Linked DNA regions of Homo sapiens: region 2 is linked to region 1. A link is an interaction called in ENCODE POLR2A ChIA-PET data of the cell type or tissue named here. Cell type or tissue: K562. All regions are shown on one strand. Links, peaks and the distances in the headings refer to the core of each region. The heading gives the core; the rest is flanking DNA.

Region 1 (6,143 bases), core at 1,312-3,811:
TCGTCACTCACCACAAAGTTCCGGATGGATCTGTGGAAGATGGTGCCATCGTAATAATGCTTCTTGCAAAGCCTGATGAAGTTTTCGCAGGTTTTTGGTGTCTGCAACATAGCCCCAATACTTGTATGAAGCAGAGAGCTGCCAAAGGCAGCTCACCACAGCCACAGGAGGCTTTTTTTTTTTTTTTTTTTTTGAGGTGGAGTCTTGCTGTTGCCCAGGCTGGAGTGCTGTGGCGCGATCTTGGCTCACTGCAACCTCCGCCTCCTAGGTTCAAGACATTCTCCTGCCTCAGCCTCCCGAGTAGCCAGGACTACAGGCATGCGCCACCATGCCTGGCTAATTTTTGTAGTTTTAGTAGAGACGGGTTTCCCCATGTTGGCCAGGCTGGTCTTTAACATGTAGCAGAGTCAGCTGCCCAGCCACACTGGGCACGGATGGACCCACAACATTAAGCAACAGGACCCGTGCAGCCGCACGGCCCAGAGTACAGCGCATGGGAGAAGTGTGGGCAGAGCAGCAGGTGCGGCTTGGCCCCTTCTCTGAGACACTGGCACCTGTGCGCAGGCCATGCTGCCAACGCGGCCCCCTAGGAAGGACACAGGGCACTGCTGCGGGTCCCGCCTAGTGACAGGCTGAATTTCCTACAACAAGCACATACCAGTGGCAGCCCTATATTTAAGACATGGCTGTCAGATGACCCAGAGATGACCTTGGGGCATGGGGAGTGGCTGGCCTCCACACCCACCAGGTCGCAGTGCAGCTCCAGGTTGAGGTCGCCCTTGTTGGTGTGCAGCCGCACGTAGCCCTTCTTCTTCACAAACTGGTAGCGCAGCACATCCTCGTCGATGGCAGCTACAAGCCAAGGTCCCAGCTCAGCCCCTGCCCTCACCCTGGGGCAGCCCCACCATGCCAGGCAGCACCGACCTCAGACACACAGGCGGGGACTAGGCTCCAGCTCTGGGGAGAGCAGGGGAGCTGGAGGCCGAGGGTCTGCTTAGGCCACGCACAGGCTCACCCCAGCCTCATGGGGCTGGCAGGGGTTCAGCAGCTAAGAGGGGGAGGACTAGGGGCTCAGGTGACAGTGGGAGCCCCTGACAGACCAATAAAGTGGGAGTCGGGGAGCACACCCACCCCCTGCCACTTTTGGGTCACATGGCAGGTGGCTACAGAGGCCAAGGTGGCTACCTGCTTCATGTGTGGTCTCCGGGACCATCGCGGTGGAGGTGAAGGAAGCGCTGACCTTCCCTGTGGAATAGTGGGCCTGCCAAGGAAACCAGGGTGGCACCTCAGCAGTGCCATGGGAGGCAGTTGGGTGGGGACGTGTCGCTTGCCTAGAAGCCAACCACACGCCACCCCTGCCCCCCAGGCCCTGCTTGGTGCCTCTCCTCCAGGAGGGCCTCCCCAACCAGCAGGAGGAAGAAGCCAAGGCTAGGCCAAGCCAGGGTCCCCTGGCCTCCACTGGATCCCGACTCTTATGATATCAGGTGAAACCCTGGAGATAAAATACCACACAGGACTGGCCACCTCAGGGTTAGGAGTGTATGGCTGACTTCTCATTTATTTTTATTTTAATTTTTTTATGAGACAAGGTCTTGCTCTGTACCCAGGCTGGAGTGCAGTGGTGTGTGATCCTGGTGCACTGCAGCCTCCAACTCCTGGGCTCAAGTGACCCTCCGACCTCAGCCTCCTGAGTAGCTGGGACGACAGGCGCATGCCACCACGCCTGGCTGATTTTTTGTAGAGATAAGGTCTCACTATGTTGTCTAACCTAGTCTTGATCTCCTGGCCTCAAGCAATCCTCCTGCCTCAGCCTCCCAAAATGCTGGGATTACAGGTGTGAGCCACCACGCCTGGCCTCATTTCTTTTTAAAAGTTTCAAACTTTCTACACTAAACACATTACATATTTAATCAGGGGTCGGGGAAAAGCCCCAATAAATGTTATTTTTTATCATAGAGGAAGAAAAAGGGGTTTCTCCCATCAGAAGAAAATACAAGCCAGGCACAGTGGCTCACACCTGTAATTCCAGCACTTTCGGAGGCCAAGGCAGGAGGCTCTCACTTGAAGCCAGGAATTCAAGACCAGCTTAGACAACATAGCAAGATCCTGTTTCCAAAAGAAAAAAAAAAGTAATATATCAAAGTGCTAAGGGCAGTGTGTTAGACGGAGTGACACACTGGACAACAAGCTTTCTTTTTCAAATTTTCCAGAATTTGAATAATTCTTTAAGAAGGAGAACTTCAGAGCTACCTGCCCATGTCTCTGCCCTCCCCCTAGCTCCAGATCCCCATGCTCTGCCTGACAGGAGGAAGAAGCAAACACGACAGCCCCAGACAGGTGGCACCGTGCAGTCCCAGGCATGCCATCCACGTCAGCACCGCAGCAGACCATGAAACGCCCCAACTCTCCCTGGCATGGCTTTGGGCCCCAGTGCACATCGGGCCCTGCCCTCCCAGCCACCACAGAACCACATGTGCCCGCTCAACGTGCCTGCCCTGGCTACTGAGCTCAGGCTGGGACCACAGCACAAGGCAGACCTTCTGTGGCAGGGATCTCCCCTACATGCCCCCACACACCCCTTGGTTCTTCAACGACCAGTGTGGACATCAGCCCCTCCCCTTCTGCCTTCTCAGATTCTATCTGCCTCAGGGCAGCCCCAGGGCTGTGCACTCAGAGCCATCAGGGGCACCACAGCTCTGGGGGATCCTGGCTGCCTCCCTGCCGTGTATCCCAGGCCCCCATGAGCCCCTTTCCCAGGACCACTCCAAGAGGCCATGAGATGGGCAGGAAGACGGGGCTTGGGCTTGGCCGAGTGCCCTCCGCCACTCACAGCGTTCAGCTTGTCCACTTTCTTCTTCTCCGGGGCCTTCATGGTGGCTGCCAGAATCTCGTCCCCTTTGAACTCCTTGTAGAGCTCCTGCAGGGTCTCTCGGGTCTCGGCATTTGTATTTTTCAGATAATAAGACGGGTCCTGTTTGGCCTTCTCTTCATCTACAAAACAGTAGCATGGCCCTGAGCCGCCGAGCCCCCAGTAGCCTCCCCACACACGTGCTGGGGACACAGATCTAGAATAGCCCAGGGCCGTCCAGCCATGGCGCAGGCACCGTGCCACTGCCAGCCACAGAATGCCACAGTGCCCCGCTACAGGCCTGAAGGTCTCCCCAGGCAGTTCACAAGGGTCTCAGGATGGACTTCAGGTTGATTTGTATATTTTATATTTATCTGTATATTCTAATCTTTTTAGAGTATACGCTTTGCTTTTTTTTTCTTTTTTTTTTTTTTTTTTTTTGTGGAGATGGAGTCTCGCTCTATCGTCCAGGCTGGAGTGCAGTGGTGCAATCTCGGCTCACTGCAAGTTCTGCCTCCCAGGTTCACGCCATTCTCCTGCCTCAGCCTCCTGAGTAGCTGGGACTACAGGCGCCCGCCACCACGCCCGGCTAATTTTTTTGTGTTACAATCTTGTAACCTCGTGATCCGCCTGCCTCAGCCTCCCAAAGTGCTGGGATTACAGGCGTGACCCACCGCGCCCAGCCTTTTGAGACAGGGTCTAGCTCTGTCGCCCCAGCTAGAAAGCGGTTGCAAGATCTCAGCTCACTGTAGCCTCCACCTCCTGGGCTCAATCGATTCTCCTGCCTCAGCCCCCCAAGTAGCTGGGGCTACAGGCGCACCAACTACACCCAGCTAATTTTTCTATTTTTTGTAGAGACAGGGTGTCCCCATGTTGCCCAGGCTGGTCTCGAACTCTTGAGCTCAAGCAATCCGCCTGCCTTGGCCTCCCAAAGTGCTGGGGTTACAGGCATAAGCCACCACACCCAGTTGCTTTGCTTCTGTAATTTTAAAGGTTATTTTTATTTAAAATAATAGAAGTGTTTGGGGGTCTTTCCAGATGTGAAATCACCCATTCTTGCCGACTCAGGAGGGTGCCTGCTGCCTACTGGGCCTTGGACAGCAGCCCACCCTGTGGAGAGGGGCCGGCATCCCTGTGCAGAGAGCACAGACACGGCCCAGCCCCAACCCTGACCTCAGGCTCTCCTGACTCAAATCTTCCCCAGTTCACGTGCTCAGCCTACCTAAAACCCGTTCAAACAATGCTCACAAAGTGCCCAGGCCACTGCTCTGCAGCACAAGGCCGAGTGACCTCTGAACATGAGTCCTGCTGGCTCCTCCAAGGCTGCAGGACAGCCACCAGAGGCCAGGGAAACAGGAGGACCCCATCACCCCACCACCTGCCCACTGACAGCACCGGCCAGTCTGCAGGGAGCAGGGGAACCTGAGCAGGTGTGCTGGCAGGGCAGCAAGTCTATCCCGCCCATTGTTTCTGAGGCTGCAGTTGGCTCAGATTCTCTGAACACTAGTTCAGAAAATGCAGGGCCTGTCTGGGCTGGGACCCCCTGACCTCCAGGAAAGCGGGGGCTTTACCCAGGGAGCACTGTCCCAATTTCATCCAAAAGCCCCCTCGCCTAGCCCAGCCCCTAGGTGTACATACCTGGGTCTATTATTTTCATGTTATTCTTCACATGATAGAAGTTAGAGACATTGAACTTGTCCAAATTGGTGGGGTCCTGTGGCAAAAAGAGAATGCCCAGCAGAGTGAACCCAGCCTACGGCCAAATGGCAGCCACATGCAGCAAAGGACGGCCAGCTGTCAGAGGTGTGGAAGAGGCCAGGGCTACACTGAGGTTGGGGGAGTCAAGCAGGGCATGAGGGAGGAGGTGGTCTGCCCCAGGCAGGGCAGCAAACAGGGGCAGGGGCAGGGACGGGGACGCAGCCTCGCTAGCTGCTGGCTGAGCTGTGACCTTCCTCCAGGCACATGGCTAACGAGCATTCATTGCTGTTAGGGAGCTATCGGACCGGAACGTGGGCAGCCGTGGGCCGACCTCTGGTTAGAATGGGACAAGCCACAGAGGTGATTGACTCAGCAGGCCACGCTCCAGCCAGCACCTGCTTTTCTAAGTCAGTGTTTTTCATTAATTCACTTGGGGTTCTCTGACACCTGCAGGGACCCTGTGCCAGATACAGGGTCTTTGCAGAGCTCATGCCAGCTCCTGCCCTCGAGGCGCTGAAGCAGAGCCAGGCCTGCAGAGTGGCTATTCAGATGCCTCAGGTGGCTTTGAGGACAGATATGAGGGGCCCTGACGTGGGGGTAGGGCCCTGTAGAGGCCTGGGCTGGCTGCAGGTGCTGAAGGCAGCTGGGGCAGGCAGGCAGGGGACACTCACCTGGAGGGTGATGATGTCCTGCCGGGAGAAGGGCTCGTCGGTCAGCAGGTCCCGGAAGTTCTTGGCCTTGATATTTAGCTGTTCCACTGCCTATAGCCAGGAGGAAGTGGTTTTACGATGCCTGCCCCAAGCCTTGGCACAGGGGACTGCAAGCAGGGAGGCCTGGAGCTGGCCCCGACCATGGCACGATTTGAGAGGCATGAGGAATGAGAGAGACAGCAGTGTACACCCCACTGGCTGAAAGCAGTGGCTCCCACAGAGGCGGAGCTGGCTGGGCCTCAGACGATGAGCCAGTTCACCCTCGCAGCAACCTTCCTGCAGGAAGCTCTTGTCTGCACATTGATCAGCAAAAAGACTCAGCGAGTCACCCACCCACTCGCTGCAGGCTTTGCCAAGCTCCTCCCATGCACAGGTATGGTGCCAGGCCCCCGTGGGCAGGGGCTGTGCACACAAGATGCCTGCACTCCTGCGGTGCGGTCTAGCAGAGCCCTCACTCCACTAACGAGGACTGACCATGCCAGTTTGTGCAGGCTTCTGGCAAGAAGTGGCTCCCAAGGCCCCTGGAGCAGCGCTGGCCACCTACACCCCACAAACGTCCAGGTGCAGGATTGACAACGGCGCAAAGGTCGGCTTTCCCGCCATGTGGGGCCTGCCCCGCCTCACCCAAGAGGAGGACCCATGTGTGAACACGGCTGTCTCCCCTCTCCCTACACCCACTCCCTGCCAGAACTCCTCCAGGGGACAGCTCCCTCCTGGGGGCAAGTGACTCCATCCAGATCCGGGGCGAGCACTCCCCTCACAGCCCTAGAGGCCTGTCCTCAAAACATGGGTGCCTTCCCAGCACCTGGGCTTTGCTGAAGACGCGGAAGGACCTCTTGGGGTTTAAGGGTCCCTGCTGGGCAGCCAGGACTGCCTGGATTCCGAAG
Region 2 (6,143 bases), core at 1,559-4,058, 160 kb before region 1:
AAGAGTACATAAGGGATCAGGGGCTTGGAAAGTGTGAAGAAAGTTTGAGATAGCTGTTGTGTGCTTAAAATTAACTAAAGATGAATAAAAAGACTGGCCCCTTTCATTGAGAGTGGGGACTTTGTTCTCTGCTGTATCCCCAGCACCTAGTATACACATTGCACATAGTAGGTACTCAGTAAATATTTGTTGAATCAGGCAGATTCCTGCCTAGGTCTGTTTCCCCATCTGCATAACACAAATAAGGCTGGCTAACCCTGTGCCATCTCCGTAATAGTCTTCATCTTCTCTTCACTTTCCCATTCATTTCTCTATATTAGTTGAATACATGAATGAAGACAGGAATAAGTTCCTCACTGAAGTTACAAGCCTTTTTAAGAACAGCAAGGTAACATATCTCATTTATCAAATTAGTAACTGCATTTGAAAATTCAGCTCTGACACTTATGGCTGGGTGACTTAGAGCATGTCCTGTAACTTCTCAGAGTCTCATTTTACTCTGGTGAAACAAGGATCATGTCTTTTGAGTGTTGAAATGACTGTATTAACTAAATCACTATGTAATCCTAAGAGCAATCTTTATGCATCCCAGAATGGGGTAGAGAATAAAGTATTGGAGTGAATGACTGTGGGATATAGGCTAGATACCTATGTACATAGATAATTTCATGGAGCCTTTTTAAAAAATTATGGTAATATACACATAACAAAATTTACCATCTTGGCCAGGTGCTCACGCCTGTAATCCCAGCACTTTGGGAGGCCGAGGCGGGCGGATCACCTGAGGTCGGGAGTTCGAGACCAGCCTGACCAACATGGAGAAACCCTGTCCCTACTGAAAATACAAAATTAGCCGGGCGTGGTGGTGCATGCCTGTAATCCCAGCTACTCAGGAGGCTGAGCCAGGAGAATCACTTGAACCTGGCTGGCAGAGGTTGCGGTGAGCCAAGATTGCACCATTGCACTCCAGCCTGGGTAACAAGAGCAAAACTCCATCTCAAAAAAAAAAAAAAAATTACCATCTTAACTATTTTTAGGTGTACTGTTCTGTAGCATTAAGTAGATTCACATTGTGCAACCAATTTCCAGAGCTCTTTTTTTTTTTTTTTTTTTTGAGACGGAGTCTTGCTCTGTCGCCCAGGCTGGAGTGCCGTGGTGCAATCTCAGCCTCCCAGGTGCACGCCATTCTCCTGCCTCAGCCTCCTGAGTAGCGGGGACTACAGGCGCCCGCCACCACGCCTGGCTAATTTTTTGTGTTTTTAGTAGAGACGGGATTTCACCCTGTTAGCTAGGATGGTCTCCATCTGCTGGCCTCGTGATCCACCCGCCTTGGCCTCCCAAAGTGCTGGGATTACAGGCGTGAGCCACCGTGCCTGGCCTCCAGGGCTGTTTACATCATGCAATGCTGAAACTCTATAGCAATTAAATAACTCTCCATTTTTCCTTCTTCCAAGCCCCTGGCAGCCACCATTCTACTTTCTGTCTCTATGAAGTCTGACTGCTCTAGGTACCTCATGTAAGTGGAATCATACAGTGTTTGTCTTTTTATGATTGGCTTATTTTACTTACTATAATGGCCTTAAGGCTCATCCATGTTGTAGCATGTGTCACAATTTCCTTTTTAAGGTGGAACAATATACTCCATTGTAAATACACACACCACTCATCTGTTGATGAACACTTGGGTTGCTTTTGCCTCTTGTGAATAAGGCTGCTATGAATATAAGTGTACAACTATCTCTTTGGGACCCTGCTTTCGATTCTTTTGGGTAGGAACCCAGAAGGGCACTACTGGATCATATGGTAATTCTGTGTTTAATTTTGAGGAACCACAAACTCCTGAGTTCAAGTGATCCTCACAACTCAGCCTCCCATACTGTTTCCAAAGTGGCTGCACCTTTTCACATTCCCACCAACAGGGCAAAAGGATTCCAGTTTCTCCACAACCTTGCCAACACACTGCCCAGGAGGCAGAGGTTGCAGTGAGCTGAGATCGCGCCACTGCACTCCAGCCTGGGTGACAGAGTGAGACTCCATCTGAGAAAAAAAGAAAAAAAAAAAAAAGACCTGATTTGGCTATGGGGGTTCTGCCCTCATGAATGGATTTAGGTCATTATCACAGAGTGGGTTGGTCTAAAAGTGAGTTGGGCCCTCTCTGTCTCTTACGCTCCTGCCTTTGCTTGCCCTTCTGCCATGGGGTGATACAGCAAGAAGGCCTCTGCCAGATGCAGGCCTCTTGACCTTGGACTTCCCAGCTTACGGAACTATAAGAAATACATTTCTTTTCCTATAAATTACCCAGTCTGTGGTATTCTGTTATGGCAACACAAAACAGACGAAGGGATTTTAATGGGATGGTTGGAAACTGAATGTGGACTACCTAGAGTGGACACCACCTTGTTGGTTGTAGCAAAGCCATGTTAAAAGGTAAGCCTATTGCTACAATGTAAGGGTAGGTAATATTTTATTTACATACTGTATCATAAGTATCAACATTATAAAGGGGATAAGTACACTGGAGCTTAATGTTGTGTTCCTGTCTTCTATAACCATTTGATCACTATGTCTATTCCTAATAAATCTCACCTGTTCTTTAAAAATATCCTAGTAATTCTTTGGGTTTTGAATCTTTACTCTCCATTATAAGTATGTATACATCTAAATTTTAAAAATATGCATGCAGGCATTCTGACTAGATCTCCAAGGCTTGGCCGACCTGTTAAATGACATAACTCAAGTAAATTATCAGACATATCAGAAGTACAAACTTGATGGGCTTGGTTGAGATATAGTGATCCTCAGAGTGCTGTCTGGTGACCCCTGCACTCTCCTCTCTGACAGGAGAGCTCAGCCTTACCCTTTGCTGAAGAAGTGAGTTCTCTTTACCCCTTCTTCTGCCTCTGATGTCTTCTCATCTCTAAATATGGTCTGTACCCCTCACACCACAAATAAAAGTGTTCTTACTTCAGCAAAACTATAGGGAGGGGCTCGTCGCCACTGGAATTGGTTCTAACGGTTGAAACTCATTCCTCATTCAGGATCCTTCCACAGGTCCACAGTGCTTTATTTGCAGCTCAGGGTTTCAGACCTTTCTGGGTATCTTTTGTAAGCTCATTTGGGGCAAAACCTGACGTGGACTGCCACGAGACTATTCATAGTCTGTATTTTTCCCATCTAGTGTGATTATTTGTATGTTTGCTGCAGAAATATCAGTGCTGGATTCCTTGGTACACACCAGACCTCGCCAGGGATGTATGCACATATGTATGCACTGTATTACCTTTCTAAAATCTGAAAAATACTGAATTCTGAAACAGCTTTGTTCCAAGGGCTAATGAATCTGTGCTTCTCCTGAACTTGCTACAATTTGTAATCCCCAAATAATATAGTTTGATAATCATCTCAGTTTTTTTTCTTTAGAGAAAATTTGGAAAACACAGAAAGGCACATTTATGCAAAAAGCATTCACCTGTAATGCTGCTACCCAGGGATATCTGCTGTCAACATCCTGGCACATTTTTTTCCTAGTAAAATTGGGATTACATTTTATATACATCATATCATTTGGTATTCTGAATCTTTGATCCAACACAGTAGTATAATCATTTTCCAGACCACTAATCAGTCTTTGAAAACAGTAAAAATTTTATTTTATTTTTTTGAGACAGGGTCTTACTCTGTCACCCAGGCTGGAGTACAGTGGCGCGATCTTGGCTCACTGCAACCTCTGCCTCACAGGTTCAAGTGATTCTCCCACCTCAGCCTCCTTAGTAGCTGGGACTACAGACGTGTGCCACAGCCAGCTAATTTTTGTAATTTTTGTAGAGACGAGGTTTCACCATGTTGCCCAGGCTGCTCTGATACTCCTGGACTCAAGCGATCCACCCACCTCGGTCTCCCAAAGTGCTGGGATTATAGGCATGAGCCACCACACCTGGCCAACAGTCAAAATTTTAAAACCGGCTGGGCGCAGTGGCTCACGCCTATCATTCTAGCACTTTGGGAGGCCGAGGCAGGTGGATCACGAGGTCAAGAGATTGAGACCATCCTGGCCAACATGGTGAAACCCCATCTCTACTAAAAATACAAAAATTAGCTGGGCGTGGCGGCACATGCCTGTAGTCCCAGCTACTCAGGAGGCTGAGGGAGGAGAATTGCTTGAACCCTGGAGGCGGAGGTTGCAGTGAGCTGAGATCGCACCATTGCACGCCAGCCTGGGCAACAGAGCAAGACTCCATCTCAAAAAAAAAAATTTTAAACCATATCATTATTCATGCATTTTTTTTTACTTGTTAGCAATATATTTAAATACTAAAAAGGGCTTAACTTTTTTAAAATAAATTTTTTATTTTATTTAAAAATTTTATTTTAGAGACAGGGTGTTACTCTGTCGCCCAGGGTGGAGTATAGTGGCATAATCATAGCTCACTGCAGCCTCAAGCTCCTATGTTCAAGTGATCTTCTTGCCTCAGTCTCCCAAGTAGCAGGGATTACAGGCACAGTCCACCATGCCCAGCTTTGCTTAATGTTCTTCGCATGATTAAAGTGGGGTTGTGGGTTTGGAGGGGAGGAAGACCACAAAGATAGTGCCATTCTCATCACATCACATCAAGGGCATATACTGTCAACAGAACACTCTTGTTGTTGACCTTGATCACCTGGCTAAAGTGTTTGCCAGGTGTCTCACTGTTTTCTCCTTTTTGCGTAATATACTCAATGGAAGCAAGTCATTAAGTGTATCCCACACTGAAGGAGTAGGGAGTTATCTTCCACCTCCTTGATGGTGTAGTATCAACATAAATTATTTGGTATTCTTCTATTTGGGAGATTGTCTCTTCTCCCCATTTGTATATATCACTATGGACTTGTGAATATTAATTTTACATTTTGGGTTACAATCCCAATGGCACTTCGATTTTGGTGCTTATGTTTTTCCAGCTTTGGGCATTGGGAGCTCTTTCAGTTGGCTTCTGTGTCCCTTTGACATACCTTAATTATTTACATGTAAAAAAATGTTTAGCTCCATACTTCCTGGCACTACAATATGTTCTAAGTTCATCTAGTATATTTCTTGCCCCAGGGACTTAACTTCAAAAGAACCAAGGCTTTATTGAGATATAATTTATGGCTGGGCACGGTGGCTCAAGCCTGTAATCCCAGCACTTTGGGAGGCTGAGGCAGGCGGATCACGAGGTCAAGAGTTCAAGACCAGTCTGGCCAACATAGTGAAACCCCGTCTCTACTGAAAATACAAAAAAAAAATTAGCCGGGCATGGTGGTGTGTGCCTGTAATCCCAGCTACTCGGGAGGCTGAGGCAGGAGAATTGCGTGAACCCAGGAGGCAGAGGCTGCAGTGAGCCAAGATCGCGCCACTGCACTCCAGCCTGGGTGACAGAAAGAGACTCTGTCTCAAAAAAAAAAAAAAGAGAGAGAGAGATAATTTACAAACATTTCACCCGTTTAAAGTGTACAATTCAGCGTGTTTTTTTGTTTTGTTTTGTTTTTTCTTGAGATGGAGTCTCACTTTTTCGCCAGGCTGGAGTGCAGTGGCGTGATCTCAGCTCACCACAGCCTCAGCCTCCCGGGTTCAAGCAATTCTCCTGCCTCAGCCTCCTGAGTAGCTGGGATCACAGACTCCCGCCACCACACCCAGCTAATTCTTGTGTTTTTAGTAGAGACAGGGTCTCACCATGTTGGCCAGGATGGTCTCGATCTTGACCTCGTGATCTGCCCACCTTGGCCTCCCAGGGTAGCTTTTTAAAATATATACACAGATATGTTTAATAACCATCAAAGTCAATTTTTAGAATAATCACCTCAACAAGAAACCCTTGACTGGATACAGTGGCTCACACCTGTAATTTCAGCACTTTGGTAGGTATAGGCAGGAGTATCACTTGAGCCTAGGAGTTTGAGACCAGCCTGGGTAAAATAGTGAAACCTTGTTTCTACAAAAAATTTAAAAGTTAGCCAGGAATTGTGGCATGGCCCTGAGGTTCCAGCTACTTGGGAGGGTGAGGCAGGAGAATTGCTTGAGCCTAGGTCAAGGCTATAGTAACCTGTGACCACGCGACTGCACTCTATCCTGGCCAACAAAGCGAGACCCTGTGTCAAAAAAGAAAGAAAGAAACCAATCCTGTATC

Evidence for each region. ChIA-PET counts read pairs that join two places held together with the same protein. Peaks named below come from ENCODE experiments on the same cell type or tissue, not always from the same donor. Only the 100,000 strongest peaks of a DNase experiment are listed, where the experiment ranks them.
Region 2: POLR2A ChIA-PET joins it to region 1 with 5 read pairs; 4 of 35 experiments call an interaction of 5 or more read pairs at or near these places.

The regions. Positions count from the first base shown.
Region 1 is chr22:21,681,601-21,687,743 of GRCh38, reverse strand. It overlaps PPIL2 (peptidylprolyl isomerase like 2), which reads right to left. Exons shown (of 20, transcript NM_014337.4): 8 at 5,218-5,307; 9 at 4,487-4,562; 10 at 2,831-2,991; 11 at 1,186-1,261; 12 at 746-852; 13 at 12-101. Among named protein-coding and RNA genes, the nearest start is that of PPIL2, 19 kb to the right of the region's middle. RefSeq lists enhancers at 368-868, 5,813-6,143. In K562, for the core only: no CTCF peak of the experiment used is centred there; no DNase peak of the experiment used is centred there.
Region 2 is chr22:21,840,109-21,846,251 of GRCh38, reverse strand. The region is part of intron 1 of MAPK1 (mitogen-activated protein kinase 1); the gene reads left to right. Among named protein-coding and RNA genes, the nearest start is that of MAPK1, 24 kb to the left of the region's middle. In K562, for the core only: no CTCF peak of the experiment used is centred there; a DNase peak (open chromatin) is centred at 2,942.